Linked DNA regions of Homo sapiens: region 1 is linked to region 2. The links are chromatin contacts, found by Hi-C or POLR2A ChIA-PET in ENCODE. All regions are on one chromosome and are shown on one strand. The core of a region is the stretch at or near the end of the contact, and the rest is flanking DNA. Distances in the headings are between cores, read along the strand shown.

Region 1 (6,469 bases), core at 2,135-4,634, 56 kb before region 2:
CTGTTGCTACGATGTGGTCCTTGAACGCAGGCCACAGGGTGGCCCCATGAGACCCAGCTGAAGCGGCCATGGGATTACGCAGGCGGAATCTATGGAGAGACCGTACATCCGCCTCGGTTGGAGGGGCCACGTCCTTCCTGCGGAATCCCCAAGGGGAAGTTGGCCGTGGTGGATTGCCACCTTGCCAGACAGCTCGGGTGCTTGCGCCTGAGTGAGGCAGGCCATCGCTTGGGGTCCTCTGTTTGAACAATAGGCACCACAGCTCAGGAAAAGGGGAAACAAAAACAATAACCATCGGACAAGATACCCCCAAAGGGAACACCGAGCATGGACCAAAAGTTCCTAAATTCCATTCCTTGCAACTGTCTCCTTCCAGACTCCTGGAGGTTCTGTGATACGGAAAGAAGGTTCCAGGCTCCAGTGCCCATTGCTCTGGGCATGATGGAGGCTCGGAGCTGCTCTCCCCACCACTGGGACACCCACCGTCATCCAGGCAGTGATCCTGGAAGAGGAAAGGTGGTGACCTCAGCCCAGGGGTCACCTTGGGACCCAGACACCATCCCTATGGACTGCATCTGTGGGAGGACCCACGGAGCCCGGCGCCAGCTGCTGCGTTCTGCGCACTGCCCTGTGCTGGCCCCATGCTGAATAAGACACAGTCCCCACTTGCCGAAGCTGACCTTTGGCAGGTGTGGTAGGGGTGGGCAGGGCTACTTTCAGGGATGGTCTGGGAGGCCTCTCTGAGGTGCACAGGCCCGAGTGAGGGGATGGGGCTGATCATGGAAAGATCCAGAAAAAGAGCACCCAGGAGAGGTGGGGCAAAGCTCTATGTGTTCTAGCAGGAGGAGGGAGGTCACTGCGGGCAGGGAAGAGGGGAGGGGAGGTGGGGAGGGGGAAGGCCATGCAGGGCTGTCCTTGGGACCAGAGCAGGGACTGTCTTTCTCTCTGAGGGAGGTAGGAGTAGGGTTTGGAGTGAGGCAATGGTGTGACCTGACTTGGGTTCCAACAGGAGCCCTCTGGCTGAGTGTGGAGGGCTGTGTGGGGTGGGTGGGGAGTCCAGGGCGGAGATTCTGCCCAGGCAGGCGAGCAATGACCAGACAGAGGAGGGAAGACTTGTCGAGTTCTGGATTCAGTCCACAGGCAGAGCCGATGGAATTTGCTGAGGATTGAATGTTGGGGTTAGAGAGAGAGGAGTTAAGGACAACTCTGGGGTCTGAGGCCTGGCCCACTGGGTGGGTGGCAGTGCTGTCTTCTCAGCTGGGAAAGACATCCATGTCTCCCAGTGGGGTGCGCCCCTGGGACACCCATGGACAGACTGACAGAGCCCGCATAAAGGCACGAGGGACCCCGCACAGCTGAGCTCACGGGGCAAGGGTCAGATGAAGGCAGGAGAGGGGTCGTTTTCAAGGCCCAAGGAGGAACGGGCAGGGAAGTAAGAGGAGAACCAGCGAGACCAGCAAGCCGCCATCAAGAGGCTGGGGAAGACTGTGCTCAAGGAGGGGGCAGTTACCCAGGGGGCAGACGCTGCCAAGAGGACCAGCCAGAGAAGGCCGAGCAAACCCAGGCCCACTGTGCCACTTAGGCCGTCAGTGAGACTCCAGCTGGTGGCCAGCCCAGCCGTGCCCCCATCACCTTCGGAGCCCACATCTCTTTGGAGCAGCCAGACAGGCTGAACCCTAATTGGCCTGAGTCAGCCACGGGAATTCCTTTCTGGTTCAAATGTGGACATGTGAGCCCATCATTCCATGAGACACCAGGGGACATCCACTGGGACATGTAAGAAAAATTGTTGGCTGGGCACGGTGGCTCACGCCTGTAATCCTAGCACTTTTGGGAGGCTGAGGTGGGTGGATCACCTGAAGTCAGGAGTTTGAGACCAGCCTGGCCAACATGGTGAAAATTCATCTCTACTAAAAATACAAAAAATTAGCTGGGAGTGGTGGCCCACGCCTGTAATCCCAGCTATGTGGGAGGCTGAGGTAGGAGAATCGCTTGAACCCAGGAGGCGGAGGTTGCAGTAAGCCGAGATCGTGCCATTGCACTCCAGCCTGGGCAACAGAGCAAGACTCTGTCTCAAAAAAAAAAAAAAAAAAAAAAGTGAGATCCTGGAGGAGAAAGTCCCCTTTTCTGTTCATCTCTTCCTAGTTAGGATGTGATCATGTGGGACGTGATGTCTTGAGCCACAGCAGGCACTGGGGCCCATGAAGAAAGAGAAGTGAAGAGATGCCTACCTAGAGCGCAGGGAGCCTGCCCTGGAACACTGGAATGGCCCCACGTTAGACTTCATGTTATAAGATTTAATTAATATTTTTACTGTTGCAGTCATAGAAGATGGCCTAATTGGGGCAAGAGGAAACATAGGAATGAACCTGAGACAGGGGAGAAAATGGAGAGAGGAGGGATGAGAGCTGGAAGGGGGTCAGAAACACCCAAGCACGGGGTTCAGATGCACAGCAGGCTCCCTAAGTGTGAGTTGCTGTTTCTGCAAACAGGAGTTGTTCCCTGAGCACCTACTCTCTACCAGGTACATTTCCAAGCCCTGGGTGTCCATCAAGTCCTTTAATCCTCCCAGCAGTGCCAGGGAGGCTTCATCTGCTCCCCACATCTCTGCTTCCCCCGCCCCATGTTCAGATTCTAAAAAACCAAAAGGGCTCCCTCTAATTCATCTCGCCCCCAGAGAGCACTGACTCCCCACGGTGTCCCACTGAGCCCCACTGAGTCCAGTCCACCTCAACTTTCCTGCCTCTGGGAACAGGGTACCCACCCTCTGAGGGCCCCACTTCCCAAAGTTCTTTGTCCTGGCACAGCAGGTGCTGAGTAGCTCCCTGGACCTCTGTTTCCGCATCTGTAAAAAGCCACTAATCCTAATTGCACCTCCTAGGCTGATTGTGATGACCCAGGAAGGACCCTTGACCCAGTGTCTGGCCTGTAGTAGGGCTCGGTAAGCGTGAAATCTGATTATTGCCCATTATATTTATGGTTATACACAGGGCTGGCCCTGCCTCCTGCTGGAGCCGTGGGTCTGTCCAGGTTGAGAAGCTGAGGTGCTTGGAGCGTCCCCAGATCCCAAACAGGGAGCTGGAGTAGGAGGCGGGAGCATGAAGTCTCCTGGGCCCCGCCCGCCACCTCGCCCTGCCGCCCCTGCTCAGCAGCCGCCCCGCCCTGCCACCTTGGTCTCTGAGAACCCATTGTTCCTACCTGGCTCTGCTCCAGGGTCCTGGCCTTGCCACTTTCCTCTAGGATCCCCCGCCACCCCCGGGGCTTGGGCCTCCCCGCGGGGTCCTAAATTGGGTGCCAGATGTGGCAGCTGTCCAGCAATGGGAACAGGAGCTGGAACCCCAGCTCTGCCACATCCCAGCTGTGTGACCTTGGGCGCTTCCCCTCTCTGAGCCTCAGCTTCCTTGTTGGTTAAATGGGATGACGGGACCTCACAGGGCTGTCATGAGGGTTTCGTGAGCCCAGGATGGCAGAGTGCCCAGCATGTGGTAGGGCTCGGGAACATTCATCCTAATTTCTCTGCTCCTCACGGGCCTAGAGGAAGAGCCAGGAACATCAGAGGCAGTGGCCAGAGTGGGTAGAGCACTGGAAGGGGAGTCTAAGGCCAGGGTCCCGGCTCCAACCCTGCTGTGTGACCTCGGGCAGGCTGTGGGTATCTCTGGGCCCCAGAATGAGGGAAAGAAGTAGCTGGGATCCTCCTTCCTCCCCAGGAAGCAAAGCAGAGGGGTGGTGCCAAGTTTTCTTTTCATTTTTTTTATTTTCAGCACAAAGGGCTCAAATGGAAAGCAGCTGCAGAGACAGAGAATCCGATTGTGAAGGCACCCGAGACTCCAGGCAGGCGGAAGAGGCAGCGTCTTGGGTGCTGGGCTGGGTAACAGAGGCCAGGGTATTGACCAGAAACTCCAACAAGCAGGGGACAGCTTGGGGGGTGGGGGGTTGTCTCCCACCCCTTCTTCAGGGTGCTGGCCTAGGAGACAGGGACCCCGCCTCGGGCATCTCCTGCTTAACCTCAGTTTCTGTGTCCAGACATGGGCAGGCCATCCTGACTCTCTTAGCCTTGGTTTCCATCTCCAAAATGTGTCCAGTAGTGGCACCTTCCTTCTAGGGAGGGGTTGTGTGGTTAAGGTCTCGGGGCGGGCTCCTCAGTCAAACAGGCTTGGCTTTGATCCTGCCTCTGCCTCTCACTAACTGTGTGACCTGGAGTAAGCCACCTCCCCTCCCTGTGCCTTGATTTTCCCATCTGTGAAATGGAAACAATAATAGAACTAATCTGCTGGGGAGATGAACTGAGAAGACTCAGCCTGGTGCCTGGAGCAGAGTAAAGACTAATGATTATTGTTGTCTTTCTTTTTGGAGGCAGAGTCTCACTGTGTTGCCCAGCCTGGAGTGCAGTGGCAGTGGCGCGATCTCGGCTCACTACAAGCTCCACCTCCCAGGTTCAATCATTGACCCTCCAGCCTCAGCCTCCCGAGAAGCTAGGACTATAGGCTCACACCACCAGGCCCAGCTAATTTTTTGTATTTTTAGTAGAGACCAGGTTTCACCATGTTGACCAGGCTGGTCTTGAACTCCTGGCCTGAAGTGATCTGCCTGCCTTAGCCTCCCAAATTGCTGGGATTCCAGGTGTGAGTCACCGCGTCCAGGCATCTTTCTTATTATTATTATCCCAGGAGCTCCACCTGCTAAGGCCCCAGCCTCAGAAAGCCTCCCTTCCCCTGAGTGCTGGTTCATCTCAACAATTTCCTCACATATTTCTTGAGCAGCAACTATACCGGTCTTGGCAAAGCCAAGGTTCTATCTAGGAGAAGAAAGACATTAAATGAAGGACCCGTGTGTGAAGGGCTTGGTGAGTAGCAGGGGCTCATTGACACTGTTCACCAGCACCTGCCCCCTCAGCTGCTCTGTGCTGGACTCTTTCTGGGCTCTGGGGACACAGTCTTCAGGGGAGTCCCAATCAGAGGGTCTGGGTGGAGGTGAGAAGCTGGTGTGTGGATGAGGCAGTTTCTCACACTGTGGCAAGGTCTGTGATGGAGGAAGTCCAGGTGACTTTGGGAGCTAGAGGTCAGGATGGGCTTCCTGGAGGAAGTGGTTAGGAATGAAAATAACATCTATTCAGCATTATTATTATGATGTGTCAGGCACTGTTCTCTCCTCAACACCCCGCTCCAGAAGGTTTTCTTCTCACACACCCATTCTACAGGTGAGTCTGGGATCAAAGAGGCCCAGTAGGGTGTCAGAGGTCACGTAGCCAAGACATGGCAGAGCTGAGATGAAACCCCGCAGTGGGACACTGCCCCACTTGCCCCCCGACAGCGCTCTCCAGCCTCCAGGCCTTTGCTCCAGCTCTTCCTTCTGCCCAGACATTCCAGACCCTGCACCGTCTCATATCCACTCTGCTGGAGGAATGAAGAGAACAGCCCTTGGAGGCCGCAAAGTGTCCTCAAGCCTCAGTTTTCCCATCTATGAAATGGGGATAGCATGGGGCTTTCCTCTCGGGCTGCAGAAAGGATCGAGAAAAGGCTTATTATTCACCTAGGGCCTAGCCCTTGGGAACCAGTCCGGAAGGACAGCTGTTATTATTGCTAATGCTGTTCCTATCACAGTGACAGCGTGTCCCGTTAGGCCTGCAAACCCCTATACCTCAGTTTTTCCTGTAATGAAACCTGCCTGCTGAGGCCTCGGTGAGGGCTCATTTAATGATAATCTTTAGGGAAAAAAAATACACCCCCCAAGCCGCCTGTGTGGCTGCAGCCCACAGGGGTAACCTGACGCCCCTCGCCTGACCTGGCCCCCAGGTCTTTGTGTGAGTCCTGCCCAGATTACTGTATTTGTCCAAACCCAAAGCCAAGGCTGGCATGAGCTCAATGCTCTGCATTGTGCCAGAGCCAGGCCCCCCAGGCCTCATCCCTCCTCCCGCTGGGGATCCGGCCCCCAGGAGGTGTCACAGGGGAAATCGGAAACCCAGCAGGGCCCACTGGGGTGGCCTCCTGGGTGCCAGGCCCTAGGCTTACGCTCCTTGCGTGTTGCCTCATCAATCCTTCATGACCTCACTGTGCAGAAAGGCACATGCTGTGCCCATTTTCCAGATGGAGAGAATGAGGCCCGGGTAGCCAAATTGTTGCTACAGTTCATGCCGGTGGAAGTGGCAGAGCTCAGGTCAGGCTGAAGGAGGACCTGTCCCCAGAAGAGGAACCTGGGAACCCTGGATCTTCAGCTGGAGCCAGGCATCTTGGGGAGCAGAGATGAAGGAAAGCCGAACCATGTGGCAGGGGGCACCATGGCTAAGGATTCCGCCCTGAGTTCAAGTCCAGCTCTGCCACACGCCCTGCACAGAAACCTACTCCTCTCTGAACTTTGCTTTCCTGAACGAAAAAAATGGGGGAGCAGCTGAGCACGGCAGCTCACGCCTGTAATCCCAGCACTTTGGGAGGCCGAGGTGGGAAGATCACTTGAGGTCAGGAGTTTGAGACCA
Region 2 (6,246 bases), core at 322-2,821:
TTGATTGTCCATGCTCTTACCGGTTTCACAAGCAAACTCCAATTGACCAAAAATCACCCCAGTGGAACCCCTCAATTAACCAAATTGGGGTTTGGGGGAGGAGGGTTTTTTTTGTTTTTCTTCCCCTTTGCTTCCGTCAGTCCATTTACTAGCTGTTTATTTACCGGGCACCAAGTGTGTGAACATCATGGAGTCCCCGCTTACAGAAAGGTCTCAGAGTCAAGGAAAGAGATGGACTAGAAATATGGGGCAGAGGCAAAGTCACAGGAGACGTCCTTATCAAGTGGGAAGACCTTGCCACCTTCCAAAGGAGGAAACTGGCAAACGCACCATGTGGACGGCTCTCAAGAACATCACGGAAGGACAGGAACAAGTCCCATTGAGATGGCTGGTGTGAGGTCGCCAAGGCATTAAAAAGAACGATCATCCGGAAATGCAAATGAAACCACAATGAGATATTACTACACACATGGCCAAATAGCTCATATTAAAAAGACTGACCTCTCCAGGTGTACTCAGAATCAAGGGATGGGGCCAGGCATGGTGGCTTACGCCTGTAATCCCAGCACTTTGGGAGGCTGAGGCAGGCAGATCACTTGAAGTCAGGAGTTCGAGACCAGCCCGGATACCTGGCAAAACCCCATCTCTTCTAAAAATACAACAACAAAAAAATTAGCCGGGTGTGGTGACACACACCTGTAGTCCCAGGTACTCAGAAGGCTGAGGCAGGAGAATCGCTTGAACCCAGGAGGCGGAGGTTGCAGTGAGCTGAGATGGTGCCACCTCACTCCAGCCTGAGCAACAGAGTAAGACTCCATCTGAAAAAAAAAAAAAAAAAAAAAAAAGGAGCGAGATGGGCCAGAAATATGGAGGACAGCAGTAGCGAAATGCTTTGGAAACTGTTTGGAAATATGCAGAAACTCAACACACGTGAATGATGTGTCCAGTGATGATGCCTCGGGTATAAACTTGATAGAAACAAGAGCTGGCATCCACCAAATGACACAAACAAGAGCTGGGTGCAGTGGCTCATAGCCATGATCCCAGCTACTCGGGAGGCTGAGATGAGAGGATCACTTGAGCCCAGGAGTTCAAGGCTGCAGTGAGCTGTGATAGCACCAATGCACTCCAGCCTTGGCAACAAAGCAGGATCCCAACTCGTAAAATAAAATAAAAAAAAGAAAAAGAAAAAAGACACAAAGAAGAATGTCCATGGCAGCTTTATTCACAACAACCAAAACCTTGAAATAACCCAACTGTCTACCAACAGTAGACTGGACTATGGTATAGTCACACAGTGGACAGTGGAACACAACACAGTAGTGAGAATGAAGCTGTACAGTACTGCATAGAGGAACTTTAAAAGTTTAACTGAGCAAAAGAAGCCAGACACAAAAGCAAATACTCTGAATGATTCCATTGATATGAAGTTGTAGAACAGGCAAAACAATGTAATCTGTTAGAAGTCAGGAGAGCAGTTGTCCTAGACAGAAACATTTTTCAGTGATTAAAAATGTTTGTTCTGTTTCAGGCCAGGTGTGGTAGTTCACACCTGTAATACCAGCACTTTGGGAGGCCAAGGCAGGTGGATCATCTGAAGTTAGGAGTTCAAGACCAGCCTGGCCAACATGGTGAAACCCTGTCTCTACTAAAAATACAAAAATTAGCCGGGCAGTAGTGGTGCACACCTGTAATCCCAGCTACTCAGGGGGCTGAGGCAGGAGAATCGCTTGAGCCTGCGAGACAGAGGTTGTGGTGAGCCGAGATCTCGCCACTGCACTCCAGTCTACAGTGACAGAGTGAGACCCTGTCTCAAAAAAAAAAAAAAAGTTCTGCTTTTTTATCCAAGTGCTGCTCACACTGGTGTGTTCAGGTGGTAAAAATGTATCTTCTGTACCCTGCTTAGACTTCTGTAAAAGTTCACATTTTAAAAGATATAACAGAAAGAAAGGAAGGAAGGAAAAGCCACATTCACACAGAGATGAAAGAAATGCATACACAAAGATCTGGAAGTTCAAACCCCAAAATTATAAAACCACGCTGACAGAGTGAAAAGGAGCCAGCCCTGGCCAGATGGTCCAGAACTGACTTCAGCTTGATTGGAAATGTTATCATGTGTTAAGAGAATGGATACCTGTATTACTATTATCAATTTAAATCAAAATTTCTTAGTAAAAAGGCAAAAAGACAGCCAGCCACGGTGGTTCACGCCTATAATCCCAGCACTTTGGGATCAAGCAGGAGGATCACTTGAGCCCAGGGGTTTGAGGCTGCAAAGAGCTATGATTGTGCCACTGTACTCCAGCCTGGGCAACATAGCAAGACTCAGTCTCTTTATTTATTTATTTATTTATTTATTAAGTTCCGGGGTACATGAGCAGGATGTGCAGGTTTGTTACATAGGTAAACATGTGCCATGGTGGTTTGCTGCACCCATCAACCCATCACCTGGGTTGGATGTATTAGCTCTTTCCTCTAATGCCCTGTCTCCTTGTGTCTTAAAAAATTTTTTTAATAAAAAAAATTTAGGGCAAAAAGAGAGGCCAGCCAGGGAATCAAAGAGCAAGTTGTAGCTACTGAGAACCTCCTCTGTGCTCCAGGGGCACACACGTAGGCATGCCTAGCCCTTACTTGCCCAAGTTTCCCACTGATAGAATCTGAGGGCCAGAAGACCAAGGTTCACCCATTGTTTCTCTGTGGCCTGGCACAATGCACTTCCTCCCGTTTCCCAGGTAAGGAAACTGAGGTCAGTGAGGTTAACGATGAGGACAACTGCCCTCAAAGAGTGTTCCTGAGCACTCAGGAGACAACTCAGGTGAAAGTACTAGGTGACCATGCCGGATGCCACAGTACAGCCAGGACTGGCCACATCAAGATGCAGGGCCCTCGTTCACAAATCATTAAGAATTTCAAGGCCAGGTGCGGCAGCTCATGCTTGTAATACCAACACTGTGGGAGAGTAAGGCAGGAGGGTTGTTTGAGCCCAAGAGTTTAAGACCAACCAGAGCAACATAGAGAGACTCCTCCCTACTCCAATATCTACAAAAAATAAAATTTTAAAAATTACCAGGGCTGGGGGCAGTGGCTCATGCCTCCAACCCCTGAGCTTTGGGAAGCTGAGGCGGGCGGACTGCCTGAGGTCAGGAGTTCGAGGTCAGCCTGGCCAACATGGTGAAACCCCGTCTCTACTAAAAGTATAAAAAATTAGCCAGGCGTGGTGGCAGGCGCCTGTAATCCCAGCTACTTGGGAGGCTAAGACAGGAGAATCACTTGAACCCAGGAGGCGGAGGTTGCAGTGAGCCAAGACCGTGCCATTGCACTCCAGCCTGGGCAAGAACAAAACTCCGTCTCAAAATAAATAAATAAATAAAAATAAAAATTGCTGCGCACAGTGGCTCATGCCTGTAACCCAACACTCTGGGAGGCCGAGGTGGGCAGATTATTTGACGTCAGGAGTTCAAGACGCAGCCTGGCCAACATGGTGAAACCCCATCTATACTAAAGATATAAAAATTGGCCAGGCATGGTGGCTCACGCCTGTAATCCCAGCACTTTGGGAGGACAAGGCGGGTGGATCATAAGGTCAAGAGATCAAGACCATCCTGGCCAATACGGTGAAACCCTGTCTCTACTAAAAATACAAAAATTAGCTGGGCATGGTGGCACTCACCTGTAGTCCCAGCTACTCAGGAGGCTGAGGCAGGAGAATCACTTAGAACCTGGGAGGTGGAGTTTGCAGTGAGCCGAGATCTTGCCACTGCACTCCAGCCTGGTGACAGAGTGAGACTCTGTCTCAAAAAAAAACAAAAAAAAAAAAAAAAAAAAAATATATATATATATATATATATATATATATATATATATATATATATGTATAAAATTAGCCAGGCGTGGTGATGGGTGTCTGAAATCCCAGCTATTCAGGAGGCAAGAGAATCGCTTGAGCCCAGGAGGCAGAGGTTGCAGTGAGCAGAGATGGCGCCACTGCACTCCAGCCCGGGCAACAGAGTGAGACTCTGTCTCAAAAAATAAAAATAAAAATAAATAAAAATTACCCGGGCATGGTGGCATGTGCATGTAATCCCAGATAATCAGGAGGCTGAGGCGGGAGGATCACTTGAGCTTGGGAGGTTGAGGCTGCAGTGAGTCATGATCACACCACTGCACTCCAGCCTGGACAACAGAGCAAGACTCTATCTAAAAAAAAGAAGAGAGAGAGAATTTCAAGATGACAACAGCAGACCTGTAAACCAAGTGGGGGCCCTTCCAAACAAGGGGCTCTGTGGAATTGCCTAGATGGTACTCCCATGAAGCCACCCTGGTTCTACCCTAGCTTACCAAGAGCTTTCACAAAAACCAGCATAGAAAGTTTTCTGATAACCTTCAGGCAGTCAGAAAGCTCCTTTCTCTAGAACTTTCCATTCCATGCCAGCTGTTTTCACATGTTGGTGTTTGTAAGGCCTTAGAGCAACAGGGGCTCCCCTCTCCCAAGGAGCAATAACATCAACAACAGCAATAGCAGCTGCCATTATTGGACAATTAGCACATGCCGGCATGGTGTTGAGTTCTGCACACTTTTGACTCCTCGACTCTGCTCACCAATGCTATTAAGTAAATGCTGTCATAGGCAGGCTCTGAAAGTGGAAACGGAGGTACAAAGTAGGCCACTCACCCCAGGTTGCAGAGCCAGAAAGAAGAAGAACTGGGATTCACACCCAACCCTGCAGGGCTCCAGAGTCCACACGCTGGCCCAGGAAGGAAGGCAAAGGCCGGCGGGAGGTGGACGGAGGGTGGCAGAGCCACCCTAGGCCAGGGAGGGAAGGCTCCAGGGATGGGAGCCACCCTTTGCTCCACTGACTCCCCTCCCGACTTGGAGCTGTGAGCTCTGAGCTGCAATGGTCTTTGCCAAGCAGTCATTTCGCCATCCCCTGCCAGACCCTAGGGACCTCTGGGAGCACAGCAGAGCTGTCCAGCCCGGAGAGTCCAGGCCAGAGCACTGGGTAAGGAGCACACTCTGGGGTTCCTCAGACCCAGGTTCAAATCCTGCCTCTGCCACCCACCAGCTGTGTGACCTCAGACAAGGTACACTCCCCCTCTGAGCTCCTGGGTCTTTTTTGGCTTTTCTTTTTGAACCTCAGGTGTGCAGGGTGACGTTATCTGATGCCTCAATTCGCAACATGTTATCATGATTGCCCACACAGGCTGCCCTCTAGTTGTATTCATTTATTCCCTTTCACCCCAATCCCTACTCCCTGCCCACCTGACTCTCCTATGTTCAATGTGCAGCATGAGTTCATTGATTTTAGGTTTCTACTTTGATGCTGGCGTTTAACATATGTACAGTAAAGCGCATAAACAGACAGCTCAATGAACTCTTCTTTGTTGTTGTTGTTGTTGTTGTTGTTGTTGAGACAGGGTCTTGCTCTGTCACTCAGGCTGGAGTGCAGTGCCACAACCATGGCTCACTACAGCCTTGACTTCCTGGGTTCAAGCGATCCTCCCACCTCAGCCTCCTGAGTAACTGGGACTACAGGTGTATACCACCATATCTAGCTAATATTATTTATTTTTTGTAGAGACTGTGTCTCCCTACATTGCCCAGGCTGGTCTGGAACTCCTGGGCTCAAGTGATCCTCCCACCTCGGCCTCCCAAAGTGCTGGGGTTACAGGTGTGAGCCACTATGCCTGGCCTGAATTCTTATATATGGATAAATTCATGGAACTACCACCTGGGGTAAAACATAGGAATTTTGCAGATCCCAGAAGTCTTCCTCATGTCCCACTGCAGGCAATGACTCCTCTACCCCACAGAAGGAACCACTTTTGTGCCTTCTAGATTCATCTTACCTGTTCTTGAACTTCATATCAGAGGAATCACACAGAAAGTCGTCTTTTGTGTCTGGCTTCTTTCCCTCAGCATAATGCTTTTAACATTAATCTATAGTGTGCATGGGCTGGGCATGGTGGCTCATGCCTGGAGGGTTTGGGGATAAAGTGATGTCATGTCTACAGCTGCCTCTCAAATAATTCAGGCAAAAGAAAAAAATACAAATGGGGGAAAAGACAAAGTGGGGAAAAATATAAACAATATAGCTGAAGGATATCCTGAAGTTTCTTTTCTTTTTTTGGGACAGAGTCTTGCTCTGTCACCCAGGCTGGAGTGCAGTGGCGTGATCTCGGCTCATGCGACCTCCGCCTCCTGGGTTCAACCCATTCTCCTGCCTCAGCCTCCCAAGTAGCTGGGAT

What was found. A loop is a pair of places that touch in the nucleus more often than their neighbours do. ChIA-PET counts read pairs that join two places held with the same protein, here RNA polymerase II (POLR2A). Pooled maps may share reads with other maps.
Region 1: a map of left ventricle myocardium superior shows a loop between it and region 2 (2.7-fold over the local background). The contact joins the promoter of PELATON here to the enhancer-like site in region 2. A Hi-C loop is called at or near these places in 14 of 168 maps with a recorded cell type or tissue (CD14-positive monocyte, Right ventricle myocardium inferior, cardiac septum and 10 more) and 11 of 50 pooled maps. POLR2A ChIA-PET finds 5 or more read pairs at or near these places in 4 of 52 experiments (CD4-positive, alpha-beta T cell, Caco-2, HepG2 and 1 more).

The regions. Positions count from the first base shown.
Region 1 is chr20:50,264,393-50,270,861 of GRCh38, reverse strand. PELATON (plaque enriched lncRNA in atherosclerotic and inflammatory bowel macrophage regulation) reads right to left here and starts at 3,384. Exons shown (of 4, transcript NR_170992.1): 1 at 3,199-3,384.
Region 2 is chr20:50,206,921-50,213,166 of GRCh38, reverse strand. No RefSeq gene overlaps it. Among named protein-coding and RNA genes, the nearest start is that of CEBPB-AS1, 18 kb to the right of the region's middle. Within about 2 kb of position 1,571, at least 2 of the 41 ENCODE cell types and tissues checked have a DNase peak (open chromatin) inside an H3K27ac peak, as active enhancers do.